3 separate regions of the Homo sapiens genome follow, and all the other regions are linked to region 3. A link is a contact called in ENCODE Hi-C or POLR2A ChIA-PET data. All regions are on one chromosome and are shown on one strand. The core of a region is the stretch at or near the end of the contact, and the rest is flanking DNA. Distances in the headings are between cores, read along the strand shown. Region 1 holds the start of MLXIP (MLX interacting protein). Region 2 holds the start of VPS37B (VPS37B subunit of ESCRT-I). Region 3 holds the start of CLIP1 (CAP-Gly domain containing linker protein 1).

Region 1 (3,010 bases), core at 228-2,727, 340 kb after region 3:
GGCCAAGCTGCTCAAGGCCGCTGCTGCCAGTCCAAAGAAGTTCTGTTGCGCAGACAAAAAAGTTACCTGCAGCAAATACCTAATATTCATAGTGGGAAAGGGAGAGAGAGTGAAAAAGCGCTTTAATCTTTGAGGGCCAGGCATTTTCTGTGACTTGGAAAAGAGGAATCTCTGCCCAGAGCCGAATCCACATGTCAGAACGGTGTCTGGGATGTCTGCCCTCAACAATGACATCTCCCTCATATAATGTTTCAGGACCGGCCAGAAAACCCTCCAACTTGCCAGAAGGACAGACTGCACCTCCAACAGCTGTGGCACCAAAAGTCTTCTTAGGAGGCACCCAAAGCCCTCCCGAGATGGGGGCGGGCCTCCCGATGAGGTTGTAAGGGGGCCAGCCTCCAGGTGCAGGGACACCTAACTCTGGCCAAGCACTGGAATAAGCAATTTACCTATCTCACTCCATCCCCACAACAGCCCCTTGGAGGCAGACACTACAGTCATTCCCCTTTTATAAAGGAGGAAACAGGCTCCGAGGTGTTACACAACCATTAAACAGCAGAGCCAGCCTCCAGTCACCCCGAACAGGTGGTCCTGACCGCTGCTGGATATGGGGGAAACACACAAAGCGTTTGGAGGAAGGAGTCGATAGAGTCGGGTAACACAAGATGCAGCCAGTGTTTATACCTCTTCCTCGTCCAACATCGGTGGTCCCAGGACACTGGAGGGGAGGGCCTGGATGGGGAACGTGAACCCGAAAGGACCCCGGCACTGCTGGCAGGGGAAGAGGCCAGGACCCCGGCTCCTCTGGCAACGCGGGGAACCCCAGATCCATAAACCCTCCCGAAGGAGGAAGACCCAAAGGGAATGCATGAAGCCACGGGGTTGCCAGGCGGCCCTTCCCTCCACGCTTGTTTTGTCAAACAAGGGCCTCCGGCCGGGGCCTCAGGGGGTCGCGGGGGTCCCTACCTGTAGGCCAAAGTCATGCACTCGAAGAGCTTGGTGAGCGAGGCGTCGATGGACAGGTGGCAGGAGCTAGTCTTGCCGAAGCTGTAGGTCTGGCACGTCTGTTTGTTGACCGTGTCGAAATCGTAGCCCTTCTTGGGCGGGTGCTCTCGGTGCGGCGACGACACCATGAAGTGGCCGCTGTGGATGATCTGCTGGCGGCGCGGAGGTTCCTCGCGGCCCGGCCCGGCCCGAGGCGGCGGTGGCGCGGCGCTCGCGTGGGCCCGGGCCGGGGTGGCCGCGCCGGAGGCGGGCGGCGGGGACGGCTCATCCGTGTCCGAGTCGTCGTCGTCCTCGGACACCTGGGGCTTGAGCAGCACCTGGCGGCCCCGGCTGCGAGGCCGGCGCGGGGAGCACATGAAGACGTCGGCGGCCATGAGAAGGGCTCGGCCGGGGGCATCCCCCGGAGCCCGGGGCAACGCGACAAGCGCGCGAGGCAGAGGGGCGCCGGCCCGGCCCGGCCCGCGCGCCGACTGTCCGCGAGCGCGCGGCGCGGCGGGAGGGGGAGGGCTCCGGCCCCGGCGTGACGTCACCGAGGCGTCTGGGCCAATCGGCTGCCCGCGTCGGCCTCTTAAAGGCGCAGGGGAACCTTTCCTTAGCTAGGCGGACCAAAAAAAAAAAAAAAGGGGAAGCGGAGGCCACGCCTCCCGGCCGTGCCCCTCGCCACCTCCTCCTCTCCCGGCGTCCGTGGGTGCTGAGGGACACGGTGGCCGGGCGGAGCGGCTCGCCGGTGTCGCGACCTGGGAGAGGCGTCGGCAGAGTGGGGCCGTGCTAGTCCCGCCCCCGCCCCGCTCCGCGCCCCGGGAGTCGCCCTGTGGCTTCGCCGCAGGCCCGGCCGGCTCCACGTGGTGGGTGCGGGTGGGGCTCCTCGGCCTCCAGGCCCTGCTTTTTCCCTGCCGGGCGGTACCGAGTCCTCGCAGCTCACGCCTGAGTTTGCCGGACGTGGTGGCTATTGTCCTCATTATTCTCATCGTATTGATGGGAACACTGGGTGGCTGAATACCGACAGGATTTTTCTCAGACCTGGAGTCCACAGAGCTGGGAACTTGCTTCCCCTGCGCGTCCCCAGCTCGGCGCAGCTGTTGAGTGGCAGCGCCCCTGAGCCCAGCGACCTCCAGACCCCAGCTCTTTTAACTTCAACTCAGCATGCTGTTGTTATTTTTTTAAAGTTTGACGGACGAGCCAGCCCCCGAAACAATTCTAAAAGGGGAGTATCTGAGCCAGAGTTTTCTTCTCTGTCAAATGGTGAACAATTCCGTTTCCTCAGAAACTTGGGACAGTTTAAAAATGGCTATAGTGGGGCGCGGTGGCTCATGCCTGTAATCCTAGCACTTTTGGAGGCCGAGGCGGGTGGATCACTTGAGGCCAGAAGTTCAAGACCAGCCAGGCCAACACGGTGAAACCCTGTCTCTACTAAAAATAACAAAAATTAGCCGGTCGTAGTGGTGCACCCCTGTAATCCCAGCTACTCGGGAGGCTGAGGCAGGAGAATCGCTTGAATCCGGGAGGTGGAGGTTGCAGTGAGCCGAGATTGCGCCATTGCACTCTAGCCTGGGCGACAGAGCGAGGCCCTGTCTCAAAAAGAAAAATAAATACAAATAAAAATGGCTATAAGTTGCTTAGCAGGCAGGCTGGCACAAAATGAGCGCTAAATAAATGTGCCACAGGTTGGAGGATTTGGATCAACCAGACCAGAGGTGCCTAGAAATTGCCAATAGTCCACCACTATTTGACCTGCAGAAACGGCAACTTCGCGTGGCACAACCTAACTGACAGACACCTCTAGAAAGCTGTCAAGGTTTCCGGGGCTCAAAGCCAGTCTGGGGTGGGGGTGGCAGGGCATCAGAAGAGCCAGTGAGGCCCATGAGCCAGGAACACCCATCCTAATCCTAGCAGGGCGTCCAGAGTCCACAGCCACTCCTGCACTCTGCTTTGTTTTATTGTTGTTTTGTTTTTTGAGACAGAGTCTTGCTCTGTCACCCAAGGCTGTAGCGCAGTGGTGCAATCA
Region 2 (3,364 bases), core at 518-3,017, 470 kb before region 3:
CAAAACAAACAAAAAAAAACCTTTAGCTTACGGATTATATGAAACATTTCTTTTGGCCGGGCGGGGTGGCTCAGGTCTGCAATCCCAGCACTTTGGGAGGCTGAGGTGGGCGGATCACTTGAGGTCAGGAGTTCGAGACCAACCTGGCCAACATGGTGAAACCCCATTTCGACTAAAAACACAAAAATTAGCTTGGCGTGATGGCGCATGCCTGTAGTCCCAGCTACTTGGAAGGCTGAGGCAGGAGAATCGCTTGAACCCAGGAGGCGGAGATTGAGGTGAGCTGAGATCGCACCACTGCACTCCAGCCTGGACGACAGAGCAAGACTCTGTCTCAAAAAATAAAAAAAGCAATAGTTCCTCTAACTTTCATCATTTTTCTGCAAACACGAGCCCTTAGTACAACGGGCTGGAAGGAGAGAAGAGGTTGGCAGAGCCCAGCCTAACGTATGGATGGAGAACACAGACCTTATGTTTTACCCATGGAGTTGCAGAAGAATCAGCTTTATACACAAAGCCCCTAAGTCTGCCGATAAGCATTTGCTGAATGCCTCGACTGTGTTCAGAGCTGAGTTATGAGACGAGGTCAGTGTGTTATGATGCCAGCGTGGTGGACGCCAGACTGGGAGCCAGGAGACCTGCCAATTACTTGATTTTCAGAAACAAAGCAAAAGCCCAAAAAATTTCCCCTTCTCAGGGCTTCAGTTCCCTTATGTGTAAAATTAGGGGGCTGTCATGGTTAACCTCAGCCTTAGGTTTCTTCTAACTAGAACTGTGACAGATTCCAAAGTAGGATAATGAGTTCCCAGGCTCCTGGATCTTAAGAGGCTTCCCGGTAGCTGAGAGACTGAGAGCGACTGCACCCTAAATCGTGTTGTTTCTGAAAGAGCACAGGTTGGCCCACCTGGATGTCTGGGCACCTTCCTCTGAGGTGATGCAAAGGGGCCACTCAATGGGTCCTTGCTCAAAATGCTCCAGCCTTACTGGCCTTCTTCCCATTCCTGAATGCACCAAGTTAGTCCTGTCCCAGGGCCTTTGCACGTGCTGGTTTTGCTGCCTTGAGCTTCCTACAGGAATGGTGGCTGGTTCCTCCCTTCTCATCCTTCACATTTCCTTAGACGCCACCTTCTCCGAAAGTGCCATCTCTTACTACCCTAAAGGTCTTTTTATTTTCTTATTTCAGTGTCCATTCCCTTATTTGTGATCGCCTAATTATTTTACTTATTTCTTGTTTTGTTTGCGTCCTCTTTCATTCTGTTAGCTCCATGTAAGCAGGGGTCCGTTTTGCTTTATTCAGAACTGTATACTCAATGCCCAGTACAGAGTAGGTCTCAAAACATATTTGTTAAATGAATGACGTGGCAGCTCCACAATTCCAAGTAACCAATGACACCTAAAGTTGTTTCCCCATGAAGTCTCTGTCTTTTGGGTTCCGTGCATCGGGCTGGGCTCACAGGCTGCGGGAACTTCCTTCCCACTGCCTGTTTTCCTTGGATCGCGGTATCTCTCTTCCTGGAGGAAAAAGGCTCTTATGACCTCATGGCGCGCTCTCCCGAGCCGCAGTGACGTCATTAATGCGCTCACGCGTCACAGCCCAATCATAGGGCCCTTCCCCTCCCTTTAGAAGTCCCGACTGTCCCTGACACATTCCACTCCAAGCGAGCCGCGACACTTACGTCACGTCCGCCCGCCCGCGCGGTGATGACGTCACGACCCAGGGCTGGCGTCACGTGTCCCCCCCGCGGGGGGCGGCCCTTGAGGGCGGCGCTTCCGGTCGGCGGAGCCTGGTGGCCGCAGCGGCGGTGGCGACGACGGCCGAGACGTGGGGATGGCGGGCGCCGGGAGCGAAGCCCGGTTCGCCGGGCTGTCGCTGGTGCAGCTCAACGAGCTGCTGGAGGACGAGGGCCAGCTGACGGAGATGGTGCAGAAGATGGAGGAGGTGAGCCGAGCTGGGCTTAAGGCGGCGGCTGTGAGGCCTCGAGCGGGGTTCGCTCCTCGAACGGTGGCCGGAGGCGGAGGCGACCGCGGCGCCTCCGGTCGTGTTGAGGGGACTGGGCTAGAAATGGGGGCGCTTGGGGCGGGGTGCGGGAGCCAGGGAACCGCGACTGGTGCTTAGGCAGGAATAGGGGGCCTGAGAGGGGGTTTGAGGCACTGAGGGGACCGAGACTAGGGCGGAGGCGGGAAAAAGGGTCCTGAGACGGGGCTTGGGGAGCCGATTGGGGGTCCTGAGACAAGGTTTTGTGGGGCTGAGGACTTAAGGCTGGGTCTGAAGACTTAAGGCTGGGTCTGAAGTGGAGATTAGGGAGCCTGGAATGGGAATTTGGGGATTAGAGTGCTATCGTTGGGTCTAGGCGGAAGAGGACGGAACTGGGGGGATCTGAGATTGGTTTGGTCGGAGGAGCGGGGAGAGTAATAAGGGCTGAGTCGGAGGCGAGGATTAGGGGTGACTGAGGGGGACCAAGAGCTAGATCTGGTAGAGGTTGGGGGGTTTCCTTTGAGAGGAAAGGTTGGGGACAACCAGGGGGACTGAGGCAGCTATAGGGGATCAGAGTAGGTTTTGGGGGACTGAGTGGACTATCCAAATAGGACTCTTAGGAGAGGATTGAGGGTTCCAAGATGGGTTCGGGAGGCTGAGGGTCTGTAGCTGAGTCTATGAGGTGGTTCTGAGGCTCTTTAAGGGTTGGGCGAGGGTCCCCAGCCCAGGGTTTGGAGGCAGGAGTCCATGGTCATACCATAGCCAGGGTAAGGTTTGAAGGTTCCATGTATCTAAGGGGTCCCAATAATGCCCCTGGAGTCTGACTTCTTTTGAAGTGGCCCCAGCAGAGTTACGGGAGTTCGTGGATGGGCCTAAGGGTGGCGACAGGATACGTTTTTCTGTAAGGGTTGCCCCCTCCACCGAGGAAGGGAAGGTGGGAAATTTAGTGTGGCTGGCTTTGTACCACTGCGTCCCACGTGTCTGGGACTAAGGAAGGTTCCTGGAGCAGTTTCAGGAAGAAGTTAAAATGGGGGTTTGGGGCTGGCTGCCAACCCTCACCTCTGAGAGTCAAGCCTTGCCCAGCCCCTGGAAGGCATGTGCCAGCTCCTGTTTCTGGTTATCTTCCTTCACACCTTGAGGTGTGGTTTGCTCTCGGGTAACTGACTTCATCCTTGCAGATTTGCAGTGTGTGCTCCCTTTCTCTCAACCCATTTGGACTCATTCTCGGAAAGTCTGATCTTTTGGGTCTGGTTCTCCTCCAGGCAGGTGGGCCCAGGCTAATCCCAGCTCTTCCTGGCCCACCTACCACTCCTTTATGTCTCTGAAGTCTGAGCCTTCCCACGCCTACAGTGCTGAGCCTCTCACCCAGGAGCCCGTGTGGGGGCTTTT
Region 3 (3,423 bases), core at 575-3,074:
CTCCATGATGAACAAAATGATATAATTATAAATAAATAAGCAAATGATGAACATGACAATGACATAGAATAACCCATGAGAACAAGCAAATATACACACACACACACACACACATATATATACATATATATATACATGTGTATATATATATATATTTTTTGAGACAGAGTCTCCCTCCGGCACCCAGGCTGGAGTGTAGTGGCTTGAACTCTGGTCACAGCAACCTCCGCCTCCCGGGTTCAAACAATTCTCGTGTCTCAGCCTCCCGAGTAGCTGGGACTACAGGCATGCACCACCATGCCCAGTTAATTTTTGTATTTTTTGTTAGAGACGGGGTTTCACCATGTTGGCCAAGCTGGTCTTGAACTCCTGTCTGCAGGTGATCCACCCACCTGGGTCTCTCAAAGTGCTAGAATTACAGGCGTGAGCCACCACACCCAGCCCCAAAACAATATTTTTAATAAAGACAGGCTCAGCCTACTGAGTAGAGAAGAAAAGACAAGCCCATAAGTGTTCCTAGCTGAACTCCCCCATTAGAAGTGGTCTGTGCCTCATCCTATGACATCTATGATTCCACAGCTTGCTGATTACAGCTGAAGACTGTTTAGATTAGGGGGTGAGGCGCGCCTTTCAGATTAGGAATATGGATATGGGATTTCAGGAGTACCACCACCACCTGACCTTGCAGCCTGTAAATTAGGGCGATGTTGAATTAGGTAACAGCATTTCGAGGGATTTCAGACATGAATGGAGAGGAGGGGCCAGGAGACAAATTTACATAGTTCAGAACTTCGTGCATTACCAGAGCAGTTCCCTCTTCCTGCTGGTCCAGGCAGCACGGTGCTTTGAATAAAGGTCAGCTAGAGGGGTCACCCGCCGATTATTCTCTTCTACTGGCAAGGAGGAGGAAGCCCCTGCCCCCTTATCCACCACAAAATCCTGGGCTTCCCCGACAGCTGCAAATTCCTCCCTGGAGATGTAAGGCTTCTGGGGTTGCCATGGTCCATGGGAGTGAAATGCTGGCCGCCCTCTGCTACCCCAGCCCCGAGCAGGCTGTTGCAGCCTTCCCTCCTGTCCCTTTCAAAAGCTTTTAAAGGAAATCCCAGGGGGGAAGGAGGATGGGACACTAACCAGGGCTTCCGTCCAAGCAGCCAGGGCGAATAAAAGGGGCTTTTCTCAAACGAACGGAGCAAACCCTGGGATCGTTTCAAAGGATTTTTAACCCGCGGTCGTTCCCGGAGGGAAGTGGGGAGCAGATACAGTTCTTCCCAAGCTTAACCTGCTCTACAGTTCCTTTCAGCATTTTCTCCAGGGACGCCTCATCCAGGGTCTTTCCCTGGAGGGAGGCGAGGGCAGAGATGATCCTTCCCAATCCCCAACTTAACCTGCTTCGGAAGCGCCTTGCAGCCTGTTTCAAAGGATTTCTCACCCTTGTCTGGCGGGAAGGGGAGGGCAAACAAATGAATCAGCCCCAAAGAGCGGGCTGAGGTCGAGGCTGAATGGGGCTCTTGGGTGTGACTTGCAAATTCTGGGAACACTTTGCAGAAATGACGAGAAGCCCCTCGGAGCAGGCCTGTGGGTTTTCCCTCGCACCTTGCTCCCCAAGCCGGGGCTCGGGAGGGTTCGAGGGCGGAGCGGCGGGCGCGCCGGGGCCAGGGTCCTCCCGGGGCCGCGGTGGGCGCAGACAAAGAGGCGGCGGGGCGGCGCGGGGCCGGGCGCGGGCCGCAGGGCCGGTGCGGACTCGAGGGGCCGGGCCGGCCGGGCCGGCCGGGCGGGCGCGGCGGCGGAGCGCTGGGAGGAGCCGCGCGGCGTCTTCTCCTGGCAGCGCGCGCCCGCCCGGCCCCGCGGCGGCGGCGGCGCGTCACGCTCTCCCCCGCCCCGAGCCGACGAGCCGGGAGGCGGGAGGCGGCGGCCGCGGCGGCTGCTGCTGCTGCAGTGGGACAGGTGGCGGCGACCGGCGGCGTCCGAGGAGGTGAGCAGGGGGCGGCGCGGGCCCTCTCCCTTTCCCGGCACCCCCTGCTCCCCTGCCGGCTTCCCGGCCTGCGGGGCCCGCCCAGGGTCGGGTCGGGGGTCGAAGCCCGGCGTCCGGGAGCGGGGCCGAGCCTCGCGCGCCGGAGCCGTCCGGGAGGGGACCGCGGGAGTCTCGGGTGGCCGGCGCCGGAGGCCGGGGGTCCCTGGGGGGCTCCTCCGGAGCTGGAAAAGTGGCGGCCCTGTCAGCGCCGAGCCGGGCCTTCGCTTCCTCCGCCCGCCTCAAGATGGAGCTTGGACTCCTTGCCCCTGCGCCGCCCCAGGCGCCGCTCTCTCCCTGGCGCCCCGCTCCCTCTCCTGGGCCCCGGGGCGGATGTGGGATCGGCCGGACCCCGGGAGGCCGAAGCCGGGCGGGACCTGTTGCCCCGGGCGCCGCGCCTGTCACCTGAGCATTCCTCAGGCCCCGGGTGCCCGGCGCCCGCGATCCGGCATGGAGGGCACCCTGGCCCGGCCTCCCCCGCTGCCCCGGCTTTTGTTTTCCTCTCAAGTGGGGCTGTGATTCTCGGAGACCGGGGAAGGCTGGAGGTGGCCAGATCGCTCTCGGGTTTCCGAAATCACACCGCTGCCCGGTAATCCGAACCTTCTACCGCGGCAGGGGATTGGCGCGGAAGGCAGATGACACTTGTTCAGAGGTTATTTTACAAGCAGAACCTAGCGATTGCCCGAATTGGAAGGTCCTGCCTTTCAAAAATCGGGTTTTGATTCGGGGGTGAATCCTGAATCCGGCTGTTTCTCCACTTCATGTGGCTTTTCCATCTGGCAGGAGCCGAGCGCCACCCCCTCCTCCCTGCACAGCCCCACCTCTTTGGTATGAAGAAATTACACGTTGTCCGTCATCGGTTTAGATACCTGTTTTTAGCAAAACTTGGGCGCCAGTGAACTGTTTTTTAAAACAAAGGGTGGAGAAGATTCTGTAATTGTGTGTGTGTGATTCAGCAGCCTGGCCTTCTTCCTCTTTTAGGACAGTGGCCCCTAGCAGCTCTATAAGTATTAAGTGCTGTGGCCACTGCTGTCATTAGGGTTATGATTCTGGCTGTTCTTATTATTTGATTTGTGTCACTACTGTTAGCGATGGTATCCACGAATCAGGAGAGTATCCCAGAGTCAGGAATGTGTTTGTTTGACTTTTAGATTTAATGATAACCTTTAGCAAGAATCCCCAGGCATGTCGCTTCTCAGACTTGGGGCCTTTTTTTCTCTGTAAATTATAACAATGAACATTTATTGAAGGCATCTTGTGGCCAGGCTCTGGGCTAGCTTTTTATGTGTTTTATTTCATTTAATCAACCCTAACCCAGTGAGCGTGCTGTCGTCATGTGCATTCGGCAGGAGGGTCATAGAAAGGTCAAGTAACTTGACCAGGGTTATACAGCTAAGCACCTGAAGTCAGAATAC

What was found. A loop is a pair of places that touch in the nucleus more often than their neighbours do. ChIA-PET counts read pairs that join two places held with the same protein, here RNA polymerase II (POLR2A). Pooled maps may share reads with other maps.
Region 1: a loop to region 3 is called in a pooled map, with 4 times the contacts of the local background. The contact joins the promoter of MLXIP here to the promoter of CLIP1 in region 3. A Hi-C loop is called at or near these places in 1 of 37 single-sample maps with no recorded cell type and 6 of 50 pooled maps. POLR2A ChIA-PET finds 5 or more read pairs at or near these places in 2 of 52 experiments (CD8-positive, alpha-beta memory T cell and activated T-cell).
Region 2: a pooled map shows a loop between it and region 3 (2.1-fold over the local background). The contact joins the promoter of VPS37B here to the promoter of CLIP1 in region 3. A Hi-C loop is called at or near these places in 2 of 37 single-sample maps with no recorded cell type and 6 of 50 pooled maps.

Annotation. Positions count from the first base shown.
Region 1 is chr12:122,077,223-122,080,232 of GRCh38, reverse strand. It overlaps MLXIP (MLX interacting protein), which reads right to left and starts at 1,477. Exons shown (of 17, transcript NM_014938.6): 1 at 967-1,477. The coding sequence starts at 1,379. RefSeq lists an enhancer at 895-1,134 and silencers at 1,195-1,644, 1,655-1,934.
Region 2 is chr12:122,894,527-122,897,890 of GRCh38, reverse strand. VPS37B (VPS37B subunit of ESCRT-I) reads left to right here and starts at 1,767. Exons shown (of 4, transcript NM_024667.3): 1 at 1,767-1,939. The coding sequence starts at 1,829. RefSeq lists a silencer at 1,624-1,773 and an enhancer at 1,954-2,103.
Region 3 is chr12:122,421,070-122,424,492 of GRCh38, reverse strand. CLIP1 (CAP-Gly domain containing linker protein 1) reads left to right here and starts at 1,824. Exons shown (of 26, transcript NM_001247997.2): 1 at 1,824-1,972. RefSeq lists an enhancer at 549-648 and silencers at 1,758-2,107, 2,128-2,527.